2 separate regions of the Homo sapiens genome follow, and region 1 is linked to region 2. The links are chromatin loops, found by intact Hi-C in ENCODE. Cell type or tissue: IMR-90. All regions are shown on one strand.

What was found. Hi-C counts contacts between places; a loop is a spot of excess contacts. Peaks named below come from ENCODE experiments on the same cell type or tissue, not always from the same donor. Only the 100,000 strongest peaks of a DNase experiment are listed, where the experiment ranks them.
Region 1: a loop joins it to region 2, with 1.9 times the contacts of the local background. A loop is called at or near these places in 8 of 110 quality-filtered maps.

The regions. Positions count from the first base shown.
Region 1 is chr11:15,822,149-15,830,148 of GRCh38, forward strand. No RefSeq gene overlaps it. Among named protein-coding and RNA genes, the nearest start is that of LINC02682, 85 kb to the right of the region's middle. In IMR-90, a CTCF peak has its summit at 4,921 (motif pointing right); a DNase peak (open chromatin) is centred at 2,133; H3K27ac peaks cover 654 bases.
Region 2 is chr11:15,983,168-15,991,167 of GRCh38, forward strand. It overlaps SOX6 (SRY-box transcription factor 6), which reads right to left. Exons shown (of 16, transcript NM_001367873.1): 14 at 5,830-6,063; 15 at 3,037-3,253. Among named protein-coding and RNA genes, the nearest start is that of MIR6073, 18 kb to the left of the region's middle. In IMR-90, no CTCF peak of the experiment used is centred here; a DNase peak (open chromatin) is centred at 4,054; H3K27ac peaks cover 2,839 bases.

The sequences.
Region 1 (8,000 bases), 160 kb before region 2:
TTAACACATTATTTGGGCTTCTGTCTTCCCCTTGGCATTGGGGTTAATTAACTGTATGTAAGCTCTTGATTTGAATGCTGGTTCCACTTCTTGGAGACTGTGTGACCTCGGGCAAGTGACCTAACTAAGCTTCAGTTTCCTCATCTGTTAAAACTGGAATAAATAATAGTGCTGAGCTATAGGTTTGTTTCAGTTGATGAAATGCAATGGATAATACAATGCAAGTGCTCACTGTGGTGGTGGCATATAAGGAGGATTAAATAAATACATATATTTCATTTATTATTTTATTTATTCTTATATCCCCCATCCATAACACCATGCATGGCCCATAATTGGTCCCAAATAAACATTTATTAAATGAATAAATGATTGAATGAATAGTTGCATCCATTCAGGTGACTGAGTAGAGTAAGAAGTTCTACCAGAGGCACAGAGATCTCCTTGAAACCATAGTATTACATACCAAAGTCACTGTTTTGTTATTATTTGTATCTGGGCCTGCACACATACACTCCAACTCTTCAGCAAAAGCTGGTCAGCAACTTGTATTTAACTTCAAAGTGAAAATTGCTTAGTTGAGCTGAGGATTTTCTTTTTCAAATCCAAAGCCAGCGACTACCTAGATTGTGCAAAACTTCCCCTGCCTTCATCCCTAACTGGTAGCTCTTTGTTGGAGATACCAATCAGTAAAGCATGGACCACTGACCATGTATAAGGTATGATGTGTTTGGTGGGTATCTAGATGGCTGGTGGAGTGTGTCTCAGTTCCCAGAAATGATCTAGAACGTGCCTAGCATGTCAAAAGAGGACAAAAACATCCCTCTTCAGGGATATCATTGTTTCTTCATCCACTGCATATAATTTAGCAGGACCACCCAGCTGATGAGATGAGACGAGGTAAGGCCATGTTTGTATTGTGCTGCTCATCATCTCCAAAGGGCTTTTCCCTCCTGGACCACTGCTACCTTACATTGTTTTTCTAGGTCTCATCTTAGTTTCTAGGCCTCTTTCTCTGGCTCCTTTCTCCCAACAGTGAAGTCAGACATATGTCCTCAACTTTTCCAACATTCCCTTCCCCTATTTCTGATGTATTCTGTCTATGGGAAGTAATCTCTGATGTCGTCTGTATCAGGAATTCTTGTAATTCATACTATTTAAAAAATAAAACAAAACTCAAACCAACTTAATGCACTTGTTCACTGAATGAAAAAGCCCCAAAGTGGGGGAAAGAGCAGTCCAGTTCCTCTGCAGTCCTCCAGCTTCTGCCCTCCTCTCGGTGCTGACTTTGCTCATAGGTCAAATTTGCCTTCAATATTTCAAGATGGTGACCAGCAGCAGTCAGGGCCAAATTCTTCCCTATTCAATTCTGGAGGGGAGAGAGGGAATTTCATGAGCATCAATTCAAAGAACTTCACTTCACTCTATTGGGCCCTGGGAGAATCACTGGGTCTTTTTGGCCTAACCCTGGGTTACCAAAACCAACCTTTTGCAAAGTGAGGAATAGGGAGTACCCTGATTGATTTATACCTGTCAAAGTGTAAATCAACCCCCAGAGCTGGGGGTAGAATCAGTCTCTCCTGAATTGCAAGGCTGACGTACCATGGGGAAAGAGTAGATGGAGGTCAGGGACCCAGCCACAAGGCCCGGCACACTGCTCCTTGTGTTCTTCCCTTACTCTTTCAATTCTTCATATTTGCTGCACTCAAGTTCAAATGAATTCCCACACTTCTTTTTTAAGTTTATTTTGTGTATAAGAATAATACATGTTTATTTAGGTTCAAGAGAAAAGCAAAAAACAAAACAAAAATATAGAATGATCCATTAAGCAGAAGAAATGAAAACTTTTTGGCTCACATGCTAAATGGGTCTTTTCTGCTGTGCCTGTTTTGTATAGGGTTCACATGCAGGTTTCACACACAGGTTTGATTTAACACGATGATGCCACAATTTCCACACATTGTTGGAAATATTCTAAAAGCTGCATGTTCCTGCATATATGAATGCATTCCATGTTTCACAGAGGAAACATGGTTTACTTAAACATTCCTCTGTGATGGCACAACAGGCTTTTCTTAATTATTCATTTTGATAAGCACTTTTATAAACATCTTTAAATTCTGCATTTTTTCCTTATGACAAATTCCCAGATACCCATTCCTGTATTATTCTCTAAAACAAGTATATCATTATAAACTCCTTTGCACTGTGTAAGAGGGCAGCTGTTTCATTGTCCCTATACATGCACTAGGTATTCTTTTTAATCTTTGCTAATTTTGGTAGAAAAAGAAGTGGCCAGGGAAATTGTGCATCTGCTTACTATTTTAATTTTCATTGCTCTGATTAGTATAGCAGAGACTTTGTGCAAATGTTTATTAGTCATGTATTTCCCCTTTTTATGTATGTTTATATCTTCTCCCTATTATCCATTGATTTTCACAAATCTTCACACAGTAATAATATTACTTATTTGACATTTGTACAAATTTTCCCAGTTTTTACACTTTAATTTCTTAATTTTTCACATACAAAAGTAGTATATATTAATCATTCAAATATATCCATCTTTCCCTTTGGTACTTGTATTGGTTTTAATATTACAAAGCCATTTCTAATTCAAATATTTAATCAAAATTTAATTTTAATTTTTCTTTCATTTCTGTGGTTTGATCTTTTTACATATAGCTCCCAATCATATGTACTTCAAGTGTCCTTCACACACAAGGTCTTTACTTAAGCATTGCTCGGTGAATCTCAATAAGCAATGTAGATCCATCCTTCATATATGAAGAGGTTGGCTGACCCCTTAAATCATCTGCTTTGAGAAACTTCTCCTAGATGGGCAGTTTGAAAGAGAGAAGATAGCCTTAGAAGTGAAGGAAGAACTGGTTTATGGTCCCAAATGTTGGTCTTGAGGCTCAATTTCTCCATTTGTAAATTAGAGACGTTTAACTAGATTGTCATTAACATATGTTTCAGCTCTGACATTTGTGGTCCCAGAAAGTCCTTTTTCCATTTCTACGTATGTCTCTCTTCTTCCTTTTTCCCCTAATTCCTCATCTCATTCTTAGGATGACTTCCTAGTTGCATTCCTGCCTCAGAAGTGTCTTCTATGGTGACCTCCAAGTTTCTACATTCTCTCTTGTCTAAAACCAACCCATCTGCACTTCTGTTGAGGGAAGCAGCTATAAGCTGCTCTTAGTGCCAGGTGGCCAATGATTGTCTGGGAAGTGAACATCCCATCCAAAGTGGCTCATCCGTTGGCCAGCCAGTACCCCAAGAGGCTGTCCTGAATGGTGCTCTCCAATGGGAGCAATAATTAGCTAAGTCTGTCACACCTCCGCTCCACAATGTGGGCTGCAGCACATACACACAATTATCTCCTTGACCTTGGGTTCTGATTGGAGCAGAAAGAAGCAGAGGTGCTGTAAACACAGGACATTACAGAGACCAGGAAAGCAGTGGGTCCACAGGGCCATCTTGGTTTGAAGCATAAGCAAATCCAGTTCTGGTCTACACCATCCTTATTAATAAACCTCTGTTGTCTTAAAATGATTTCTGTTTCTTGCCAATAATAATTTAAGCAACACTCCCTGAAAGGTTTCCTTCCCACTCTTATTTATATCCCTTCATTTGTCTGTCTGGGGAGGGGCTCAGCTGCTGCTGCATCAGCCAGAATACAATAAGCATTTGGGGTTGTGAGATGACTTACTGGACATAAGGAAGTTTGTAACACTGAGAATGTGCACAGGGGCGTGCACATGCAGAAACATCCCCCCAGCTTTCCCTGCCATCCCTGATATGACACTTCGTGTATACTCAAAACACATTCACAATCTCAGCTGATCCCAGAGAGGTCTTTAAGTTGGAAGGATGCACTTAATTGTGGAAAGGTACGGCTCTCCTACCAGGCTTCCTGAGAATTGTTTTATAGAAACATTATCATTGTGCCCAGGGCTGGCCCCAGGCAACACTGGGAAGTGGGAGAAGTTTGCATTTGGCTCTCCCCGACACCTCTCCAGGCCTGCTCTCTCCTGCAGACTGCCAGCTGCGTCCCGACCTGGATCTTCCCACCCCACTGTGTCTCCATTAAAACACCACCCTGCTCTGTCTCCCACCTCCTCGGGGCTCTGCTTTTGGCTTGAAAAATGCCAGTAGATTTTTCTTAACAGGAATCTTCTGAGTCAGAGCCTTAACCCCAAAGTATTGTCAAGTTGAAAAGGTTACTTTGAGCATTAAGAATCCTGTCTGTTTAAAGAAGGCAACAAATACACAAAGCTAGCCCCAGACCTGCCCTCTGGTTACAGTCTGGAACCTGAAGCCAAGTCTGGCGGGCCCCATGCTCCTTTATTGCTTTTTCTGCTTCCGTCTCCCAGGTCCTCTGCTGCCCATTTCCTGTGTAAAGCTCTGCCTGTCCTGCTGGCCCCAATTCTCAGTGCTACAGTCCAGCCCATGACCATCCTCCCCCATTCCTCCCTCCAGCCAGGTCACCTCCCTGAAGCAGCCACGCTATAAACTACACCCCATGGGGAGGTCCCCCTTATGGGGCTCCAACCAGGTCCTCCCACAGTATCCAGTCAGAAGTGGCTCTAAGGCCGTAATCCTAGATCTTCAAGCAAGCTCCTGGCAAAGCCTCTACATCTTATCATCCTGAGAATAGAGCATATTGATGCCTCAGTCTCCTTACCTGTGAAATAGGAACATGAGCTACTTCATAAAGTTCTTATGAGGTTACTGTTAAGCACCTGATGCATGTAAAAGACATGGACAGTGCCTGGTATGTAGAATGTGCTCTGAGTCTTGGCCAGTAGTCCTAGGAGTCATATTATTCACCATGATATTAGTACATGTGTAAGAGGGCCTGGCCCTGCAAGTGAATTGTGGCAGGGGCTGCCTAGGCCAGGTGGGGGCAGCAGAGAGCTATCTGAGGGTCAACTGGGACCAGTGGGACCACCTGGGAGTCCTAAGTGGAGGGCTGGATGCAAGGCAGGTCACCAGGAAGAGCATGGCCACATAAGAAGGAGTGATGAGAAGAGTCTATTCTAACAGGCTCCCTTCTAACCTCCCTGCCTCCTATCTTGACCTCCCCCAACCTCCTGTTTACACTTTCCTTGAGTGATCTTTCTCAGTTGCTATTCCAGTTTAGTCACTCTCTTGAGGAAAACACTGGGTGATTCCTTTGCCCATGGGGAAAAGACTAATATCCTTAGGCTGATATCCAAGGCCCTCTAAGAAAACTAACCACCGCCTCCCTACACCCTACCTTAGTTGCCTCCATGCTTCACCTTCCTCCATTCCCAAACATACCTCCAGTTTTCTTGTCTTTACTAAAGATATTTTCATGCATGTCAAAATCTTATTCTGCTTTCCACATTTAGCTCAGATGCTCTTTATCATGAAGTCTTCCTGGTTTATGCCAGTACCTAATTAAAAAACATCTCTCTTTGGCTCTCACTAAGTCCTTCACATCTGATTTTCTAGTGATATCTGTTACTGTCAATATTATTCCAGAATAATAAATTATTACATCTCTCTCCCTGGTGCAAAGAGCTCTCATAATCTGTCTTCTCTTCTGCAAAATGGGGTTAATGATAGCTTCCTTGTAGGGTGTTGAAGAATACAGGGAGATAATGCATATGAAGTACCCAGAACTGGGTCTGGCACATGGGAAGTGCCCAGAAAATGTTATAGAGGTTTCATCACTGTCACAATCATGATATCATCAACATTGTCAATGTCATCATTATCATTATCGTTATCATTAGAGGAATTCCGCCTCACGGTGGCCAAGAATTTGCAGGCTTATGTCCTTAGCCTGTCCCTAACATAGATTCTAATTTACAAAGAAAAAAAAATACTAAAGATTGCTTGTCCAGGGCAGAAATAGCAAATTTGGATCACAGGGATGAAGTGAGGCTTCCTGGAGCCACACAGCCACAGAGAAGCAGGATGATCTCCTGCTGAGGCAAAGTGAGAGCAGGTAAAAGAACAAACTAGCACAGTGACAAGAGAAGAAACTTTTTTGTTGTTGTTTAGAAAGATAGTGATGTTTTCAATAAAAATTTCAACCCAGAAATTAAAATTTAAACAATGTAAGTGCCTCCGAGAATCTCACAGCAGCGAGCAGTCCCTTAATGGTACTATGCACAGCCTTTATTTTTTAATGTAGAGAAGGAAAGGATTTGTCATTAAAGTTTAAAAATAATCAGAATCAAAATCCCTTTTGTTCCTGTGGGCTGGCAGAGCTGAGGGGCTGATTGTGTGTGCTGAGTGGGTGTCCAGGAAACAGTAGTCATTTGTGTGCGTGTGACAGCAGTGGAGTCCAAATCTAAATTTAAGCAAGTGTTGGCCTTCTTGGAACCCATAATTTTTGGATCAATTATCCCGGACTAAGTGTCTGAGTTTCTTGCTCTCTTTCTTTCTCTCTCTCTGCTGCATTTAATAATTACAACACTTGAGCCAATAATTTGCCGACCAGCTGCGGTGGCCTAACTGTCTGGTTCACTCATAATTTCTGGAACTTGATACAATCATGGCCTTTGAGCCAATTAGGGTAATATTTGGTGTGTTGGAAGTCTGTTCCTCACCCTCCCACCATCTCGCCAATGTGAGAAACAAACACCCCGTGTCTATCCTACAAGAGAAATTACGTGTTCTCAGATCTTACCCAGCCCTTGGACCCATGGATTTTGTCTGTCCCACTCCTTCCCGCAGTTTGAAAAAGAAAGGCAGACTGGTGGCCTGAAAAGAACCTGGTTTGAGAATCAGAAAGCCTAACCCTGCCACTAAATGAGCTATGTGGCTTTGGCTTAGTAGTCTACCCTCTCTGAGTATCCGTTTTCTGTTCATAAATGTAGCAATAGTGATTCAGGGCAGAGGGGCTGGAGTCAGCTACTTGAATTCAAAGCCTGCCACTATCACTTTTTAGCTTTGCAACATTGGGCAAATTACTCCATCTCTCTGGACCTTAATTTTCTTATCAGGGACCATTATTAATTTCTTAATAATGAAGATAATTATAATATTAACTATATCATGTAGTTTGTGAGGATTTGATGAGTTAATACAAACAGAACCAAACACACACATACTTCTAGAGTTTAAACTCCATACAGGCATGGATTTTGTCTGTTTTGTTTACTGCTATCTCCCCAGGACCTAGAAAAATATCAATAATTTTCCTTAGATAAATGTATGAATAAATGAGGAGACTGGTTTATATTTATTTGTTCACTATTCACTTCCAGCTTATTTCCAAAAATAATTTTTCATGGTTCACAATAAAATCATGTTTACCACAAAGCTATCACAATGAAACTAGAACATCAAAGCCCAAAATAAGGAAGTAGCAAGCAAAGGTCAGATGTCCTTTCACTCAGAGCTTCCTGGCTACTCAAACACAATTAAGCAGCCTCTGAGAATCCTTCCAACTCTAACATTCCTGGAGTCTGAGTTTTGGAGTCAGAACCAATATTTCTAACTTTCAGTGTGACCTTTGACAATGCCCCAATTCTGTGTCAGTCGATCATTTTTTCATCTGTAAAAGGGGGAGACATAACCAAAGAAGCTAAGACCCATTCTTGAAATCTAGCCTTTCTTTTTAGCAAATGGCCACAGGGATGTAAAGATAAAAGAGAGATGATTTGTACCATCAAGGAGCTTACAATTCTCCAGGAGACACAAGGTACATAGATGCATAACTCTCTAATTCAAGCTAGGAAATAGTACTTAACTAAGAGTGTTAGCAAAGGCTAAAAGAATGGTGAAGAAAGAAACATATTTCCACTTAGGAGGATTTCATAATAGCTTTATTTTTTATTTATTATTTTTTTGAGACAGAGTCTCACTCTGTCACCCAGGCCGGAGTGCTGTGGTGCGATCTTGGCTCACTGCAGCCTCAGCCTTGGGCTCAAGCCTCCCGAGTAGCTGGGACTTCAGGCATGCACCATCATGCCTGGCTAATTTTTGTATTTTTTGTAGAGACAGGGTTTCACTATGTT
Region 2 (8,000 bases):
TAGCATATAATAGTGTGTTATACCCACACATACACACACACATTTATTATCTTGAATAATCCAGATAATAATCTTATCCAGATTATTACAACATTCTGATACTTACTCTGCGAACTGAAGAGGTTAAAACCAAGGCAAGGGCTAACATTGCTCCCTTCCATATTATTGATAAATTCATTTCATAATAGCTAAGTAATAAAAAAAACTAACTCATCAGCCACAGTTGTGTAGTCAGTAAAATGCATGAAAATGTTGAGCAGTATATGCACTTTTATTGGCTTGAAAGTTATGCATGTCTTTTCAAAATCAGCTATAAAAATTGATCTGAACCCATTCCATCAAAACGTCAATAGAAATATTTGAATTTTTGTTTGTTTTTTGCTCAACTCTTGTAATAACCTCATATGTAATAAAGATCAATTTCCAAAGAAAAACTTCAGGAAATTAATAATCTATCAACTACAACTACTTAAAAGAGAATACAAATCCTTAAGCAGAAATAACACCTGGCTCTACATAGCAAGTATTATCAAAGCTGGGCAGAGGAAAATGCTCAGCATTGAGATGAAAGAATAAGACATTCTGATCATTGCCTGCACTTCAGTAGCCCTATTCTGCAGTCTAAAATGATCCTTCCATAAAGGACTGTTCTACACTATTGAGAACAGGATACTTAGTCTCTAAATTTCAAAGTTCTTTTTATGTACCATATACCACAAGCAGAGACTTCATTTTCTCCAAGTGCTAAGAGCTCTTGCTCAGATGGCATAGCCACACTCATGACTGCCAGCATAGGGCTATGAGGCATATTTTGAGACAAAGTAGTAAAGACAGTTCCTCAGTCATTTGGCATGATGGGGGCCAATACCTGAATTTGAACCTTTGCTCTTTATCACCTTTCTGTAGCCATAGAAACTCTCTAAAACTCAACTTCTTTATCTTATTTAGAGAATTATGTGACTTATATATCTAAAATCCTAGTATACACTAGATAGTCAATAAATAATAGATGTTATTAAATTGTTTTAGTTTTTTATTTTTACATGCATTGGTACATGTTGTGGTATTTTGATCTAGAGCTGTTTTAATGTACCCTTTAGTAAAGGGAACTAAATTCAATAGTATTACTGCAACTCATATTTTCAAATAAGTATTACACCAAGGTATTAAAACAGCACCTTTAGTAGCCTTCCAGACTGGCGGAACAGCCCCACTATGTATCACTACATACACAGGGAACATGACTGAGGGAGGGCAGGAATCACAAGAGGTCCCAAACTTAAACTTTGGATTGTTCAAAAGAGATTATACACAATCTTAGAGGTGTACTAACGGGATTAAAAGAGAATGTTTATCACATAATCTTAAAGTGGACTATGAATTAGTATTTTTCATAAATCCTCTAATTATCAGCTGAATAGCCCAATTATACCACATTGCCCTTTTTAGCGTTAAACGCATTACCTTTAAAAATGCAAACATTTATAATACAGAGGAATTTGATAATCCTATTTTGTCATGTCTTCATTTATTAACATACTGGGATCTTTTATAATAAAGTGGCTTAAGCTTCTCTCTACCTCTAAAAGGTTCTGCCATGGTATAAAGAAATTCACTGATCATCTGGTGTGATATAAAATATGGTTTTCTGTGATAGGAAATACATATTAAATAGTAATGATAATGCTAGAGTTCACCTTTATTGATATCGTATTAAGCACTATATAAAGTACTTTTAAAAGCGTTGCCTCATTGGATCTTCTCAACAATCATACAAGATAGTTTCCACTATTCATTTCATTTTACACATGAGAAAACAAAAGTTAGAGAAGTTTAATAACTTGCCCAGGTAGGTGGCACAGTCAGTATGTGAACCCCAGAAGTCAAACTCCAAAGCCCACGCTCCTCCCGAAAACACTGCAGTGTATTGCACAGATTCATGACCCAGACTACGTTCATTGGCTTTGTTTTCTTACTCTATTTACTATTCCTTTTAAACACATGCTCTGAAAACAACTTTTTGTTCCACAGGGTTACCTCTTGAGTGCCCTTAAAAGTGAATAGCTCTTGGCTTCTCCTTTAAGGTACCTCTTTTTCTACCTTCAAGTGAAGCTCTCTTAGTTTCCTGGCACAGCACAGCTCCTCAATTCTCCTCCAACTTCACAGCAAATGCAACTTCCCTCTTGCTTACTCTGCTTCTCTCTCTCAAGCTCTTTCCCAAGTGTTTCCCTACTCTGAGTCCAGCTGCTTCAGGTCTGTGCCTCAAATGGCCCTCTGGATTTGCCACCCTGCTGTGCTTCTAGGTCTGGGTATGCTGGAATCTACAGTCATCTGCATCCCCACTTATCCTGACTACTGTGGTTATGAGGGGCCTCTTTTGAATGCAGACAGCCAGTCAGCCAAGTTGAAATTTATACCAGAAATCTATTACCTAATTTTTAAACAAAATGACATGAAATCAGACTTGAAGATATCAAAAGCATGTCTAGTTTCTGATTTAAGCAAGAAAATACACATTGTTACTGCTCCCACCACAGAATAATTTACTGCAACAGGAGTTCTGGATCTTATGCCAAAAATGAGGTCCTCTAACCAATGTCGAGGCCAATTATCTTGTGGTAGATCCCACAACAAAAGCAGACTATTGTGATTAGAGTCAGAAGCACCACCCAGAGAAGCTGGAAAGCTTATGGGGATTTCTTAAGGTTAGTTTTTATTTTTCCTCCCTGTGTATCTGCTTAAATAAACTACCAGAAACTCTGTGTGTGGCCACTGAGCATCTTAAATTGGCTTGGGAGACAATGACAGGGGTGATCAGCTGGGAGTGAACTGTTCCAGGTTTGGCTTGATTTGAGCAAAAGCCATGGTGCAAGGCAGTGCCCCTATGACACAGCAAAGATTCTCATGGCCAAGCCCCTTCAGTATGCCACAACCTCCTCTTTCCCTAATCTCCTTCCCAAACATACTGCCAGTAGCCATCCTATAGTTACTTACCGCAAAAGTAAAGCCCAGGTGGCTAAATTCAGGAATACTTACCCCACAGTAAAGAACTGCCTCATCTCCTGTCTCCGAGACCTCATCAGTTGCTTATACTCCCCAATCCGAAGCTTTTTGCCATCAACAATGCAGGTGCGTTTCGGTCGGGGTTTGTATTTATAGTTTGGGTACTTCTCTAAGTGGATCTTGCTTAGCCGGGCCTGCTCTTCATAATAAGGTTGCTTCTCCTGGTTGGACATTGATTTCCAGCGAGATCCTAGAAATAAAAATAGCCTTAAGTACCCAAGTGGTCAAGGCAACATATTCTAGGCAAACACAACTAGATATACCTTCCCATCACTTCACTCATCTGTGCGCTGGGTGGCTCCAATTCCCACATACCACTGGCTGTCCCAACTATACTTTTAGTCTATAACACAAAGAACAATTTTGCGTATGATACTTTCTTGTGTTATTTATCTCAATAGTTTAAGACTGATGCTACTATAGTATTTTAAAATATATCTTTGCTGCTTAAAGATCATTGCCTACACCAAGGTCTTTCCCCATCCACCTGCCTACCCTCTCAACAGGGATAAAAGGCTAAACCTCCTAAGCATACTTTTGAGCATGACAGGATTCTCAGGAAAAGCTTTGTTTGTCCTAGAAATTCAAACATCTCCCAAACTCCAAGTATCTTTAGTGAAACTATCCTTTGACAAGATGTCAGCAGATGTTGAAATCATTCCATATATAAAAAACTACTGTGCACAAGTCTGCCATGGCCTAGGTAATTAAAAAACCTAAGCTCTACCTAAGAAGTTATAGCTTTAGAACCGGAAGATACCATTGGAATTATATATACCATTTTCAAGTACTATAAACGCTCATTCAAAGCTGTACCAATAAAAGTACAAAAATTTTAATACGGTTTATACAGGAAGAAGGATAAGTATTCACTTCTCTAATATTGTTTATAAAGAATTATCTAAACACTTGATGAAGAGGGGATGTGTTTTTTTACATGTATCAAATTGCATTTTTGTGTCTCGCTGGTGAATAAAGCGGTAACAGCTGTGCAGACTGGATGTTAGCGATTCTTCAGTGGAGATTTTTCATACATAAACAAATGGAAAAGTTGTACAAATATTCTCTGCAGCCAGCAATATCCTAGTCTGCTTTAATAGCACATGCATCCCTGCTCTTTCCTGATTGTTGTTCAAAAGTTGTGTAGAAGGCCTAAGCAGATAGGCTTCTCTGTGTTCTGCTGGTTTCCAGCAGCTTAAAGCCCCAATTAACGAAGAATTCTTGGTGCTCTTGAAACGCTTGCACTTAAAACTTTACATTTTAATGAATATACTTACTATATTCCTAATAATTTTTTCACAGAATGCACACAAATAATATAGATTCCCCACAGCTGCCAAAATGGAAACAGAGAGGCTCTGTGCCCATCTGAAGGCTTACTCATATTGCTACTAAAAGGGCAGAAAAATATGAAAATCTTCAAGTTAGATATAAAACTGTAAGGCCAGAGAAGCACTGATTTTTTTTTTTTTTAGAATGTCATTTAACTAGAAAAAAAAAAATGTATGTCCACTAGGAACATTTTGGTTTGAAAGATATTTAAATTCAAAATAACATCCCTATGCATAACTCTGAAGCTCTAAAAATAAAAACCACACTTAATTGTAATGACATTTAGTATCCATTTTGAAATTAGAAAATCAAAAAAAAAAGAAAAACATATTTAACATTTCACCACTATTTGATCTTATGTATGTTTTAAATTTTTCTTAGAGGTCACTGCCTCAAAATGCCTCAGAATCAAGTTAAATTATTTATACAGTGACAAAACATGTGTATCTGTGCATGTCCAGATCACTGATATTTACTCAGGTTAAATATTTATTACTTTTGAACAAAACATTTAAAAAATTAAAACCACAGTTTAAGTCTCTAATGTTTTTCAGCTTCTTAAATGGCTTCCTTTGAGATTTTGTCACATCGTGACAGCTTTAAGTAGAGCAGTGCCTTCTGTGTTTTTCCTTTTTAAAGAGGAAACATGTTGACTGTAATGCTGCATGTTGAATAAAATATGTTTAACATGTTGAGCACAATAATTCCAAGCTGTACAATCCACACTAGGCAAGCTCTACACTAATAGAACAAGGCTTGAGTTTAATCCTGAGAAATAGAGAATCACTCTGGCAATTTACCACAAACTGGGCCTCTCCCCTGCAGCTCGTGTGTTCAGCTCACTGCTATGAAATTTGAACTAGTCATATCTTATTAAAATAATTGTAGATTTATTTTACAAGTTTTAAAGTGATCATCAGAGGCACTGTTTTGCACTCCATGAATTTCATACCATTTTGGGTTTCTAGTCCTTGATGAATTCTTTCAGTGGGACATATAAACCCAAGAACACTAAAGCAGAAAACTGTAGGGTCTATGAGTACTTCATAGCAACATATGAATTTAAGAGAACTGCACAGTAAAAGGAGATAAAGCTTGTCTCCACGATTCTTGTTTAGCAGTGACCTCTCAAGAGTTGCTAAATTCACAGTATTAACACATACTATAAATAGTTTTGTCTCTGAAATAAGTGTTCAGACAGTCCTGCCCTGGCACCTGGTGGATATAATAACTCCCAAACCTACATGCCACATTATGGGGTGGGGGAGGCAGACGTGATGACGAAGGCTCCTGCGGCAGCTGGCTGACCTTCGTCTAACTTGCGCCCGCCACAATCTCCCTTAGGATCCTAGTTATCCCCTTGCTTCCCACCCTGGTGGCACTCATGGGATTTGCAGGGGAGAAGATCAGCTTTAGCTGCACTGCTGCACTCACCTAAGATTTTGCTAATGTTGGAGTTATGCATGTCGGGGAAGGCCTGAAGGATTTTTCTCCTCTCATCCTTTGCCCAAACCATGAATGCATTCATTGGTCGCTTAATGTGTGGCTCGCTGCTGGCACGGCCGCGGGCGTCCCTGTAGACTCGTGCTTCAGCCACAGTGGCACCTCCTGTTGGCCAACAATAATACTGCTGTAGTTTAGCTGCAGAGCCATTCATTGCTTTACTTCCTGTAATGTCAGGGCAGGAAGAACAAGATGAGTGGAAAGCGTTATTTTGTGGATAATGTCACACAGCTTGCCGCCTGGGTCAGCTGTTTTCCCCAGGTCCTCCTCTTCTTTTCTAAGTGACTTCTTGGAAGTAGAAGGCAGGTTCAAATGACAGTTCTACAGGCTCTTCTGATGTAGCCCTCAAAGACACACTAAGAATTAATTTTGTGTGTGTTTTATACACCCTACCACATTTACTACAATAAATGGTAGGTGATCACAGAGCAATGAATGACATTACCTTATGGTAAACTTTCCTGCTGTAATTCCTTTCTTCAAAAACATGCTCTTACTGGTCATTTTAGACTCATTTGCCCCAGATCACAACCACTCTATATGTTTCCCAAAAATAGAATTGTTTTTCACAATATTGTCTTGACCTGTGCTCTTCTCACTGCCTAGAAGACACTTCTCCTACTCTTTCATGCTAAATCCCATTCAACCTTCAATCATGTTTCATGATTGAATGAATTAATTCAATGAAAAATATTTATTGAGCAATTACTATAACCTAGGTTTTATGCCAGGTGCTAAGGAGACCATGGTAAATAAAACAGCTCCTGCTTTTAAGGAGCTCACAGTTCAGAGTAAGGACAGACAATTATAACAAAGTGGGTGAGAGGTGCTACAATACTGACATTAACAGGGCACCAAAAAAGCACCAGATAGAATGGTCAGCTAGTGCTTCCTAGGAGATGTGATGTCTAAACCGAGTCTTCAAGGATGAATAGGAATCAACAAGTGAGTGGGAGAGGGAGTAAAGTCTGATGGGAAGGGTAATTCAGGGTAAAGGAACAGCACTTGCAGTGATGCTCCCCAGGCTGCACTCAGTCCTCTTGCTTTCAGGAGACATGCCCCATAGTAATTATTGTTTATGTGACTATCTCCCTCCTTTCCACTCCTCTCAGGAATACGAGATACCTAAAGTTAATGATTATGCTGTACTTATTCTTGTATCCTCAGGATTTTTCACATAATAGATAATAAAATATTCATTAAGCAAAGATTATTTGGTTTTCAACTCATATGCAAAAGTCATAGACTAAGAGGCATTTATTTCAAGCGTCCTGTTCTATTTTTCTGTTGTTTAAGGGTAGTTCTTTAACATCTATGAAACTATGCCTAAATTCCTGATGCTATATAATTTCCAAAGAGCTGACTCTAGTAACATACTAGATTGAAAGCTCCCTGAAGATAGGGCAAGGGATGGGTCTTATTCACTGCTGTATTCCTAGGATTCAATAAAGTACTTGGCACATAGGATTTCAATTAGTAAAATATGTTATATTAATGCATGAATGAATAAATAAATGAATGAATGAACATAGTTCTTACTTGTTTTCATGCACCCTATACCAGGGCGATATACTGATGTATACTTTGTGATGTGGCAACTCCTGAATATCTCCTACAGACTGAGAACTTCTATAATTAAAGGTAAAGTGGTCAGACTGATAGCCTCAGACAAGGCTTCTACCGCATAACAGGAAAGTCTACGCCCAGAAGTTTAGAAGCAAAATATACATTAAAACCAACATTTCTATTTTCTGGAAAAAGTAAATCCTTTCTGCTCAGTGAAGTTATTATACAGGACCAACATGATTCAATCAATCTCTGGCCCTTCCTCTCTATTTTTAGATACCTTGGTTAAGTAGACATTTGTTTGTGTCAAAGCCAGTAATAAATTACAACATTATAGTGCACTATTATTTAGCAAATATGGTTATCATTTACTGCAAACAAAAGACAGTATAAAAGGGTGGGATTGGCTAACATGAATTTTTTTCTAAACAGGAAGGAGGGCAGAAAGGCTACTTTCTGAAGATTATACAAAAATAACATATTTTATAAACAGCCCTTCTTTTAGGCCTACTAGACAGAATGATCCTTTACATGAA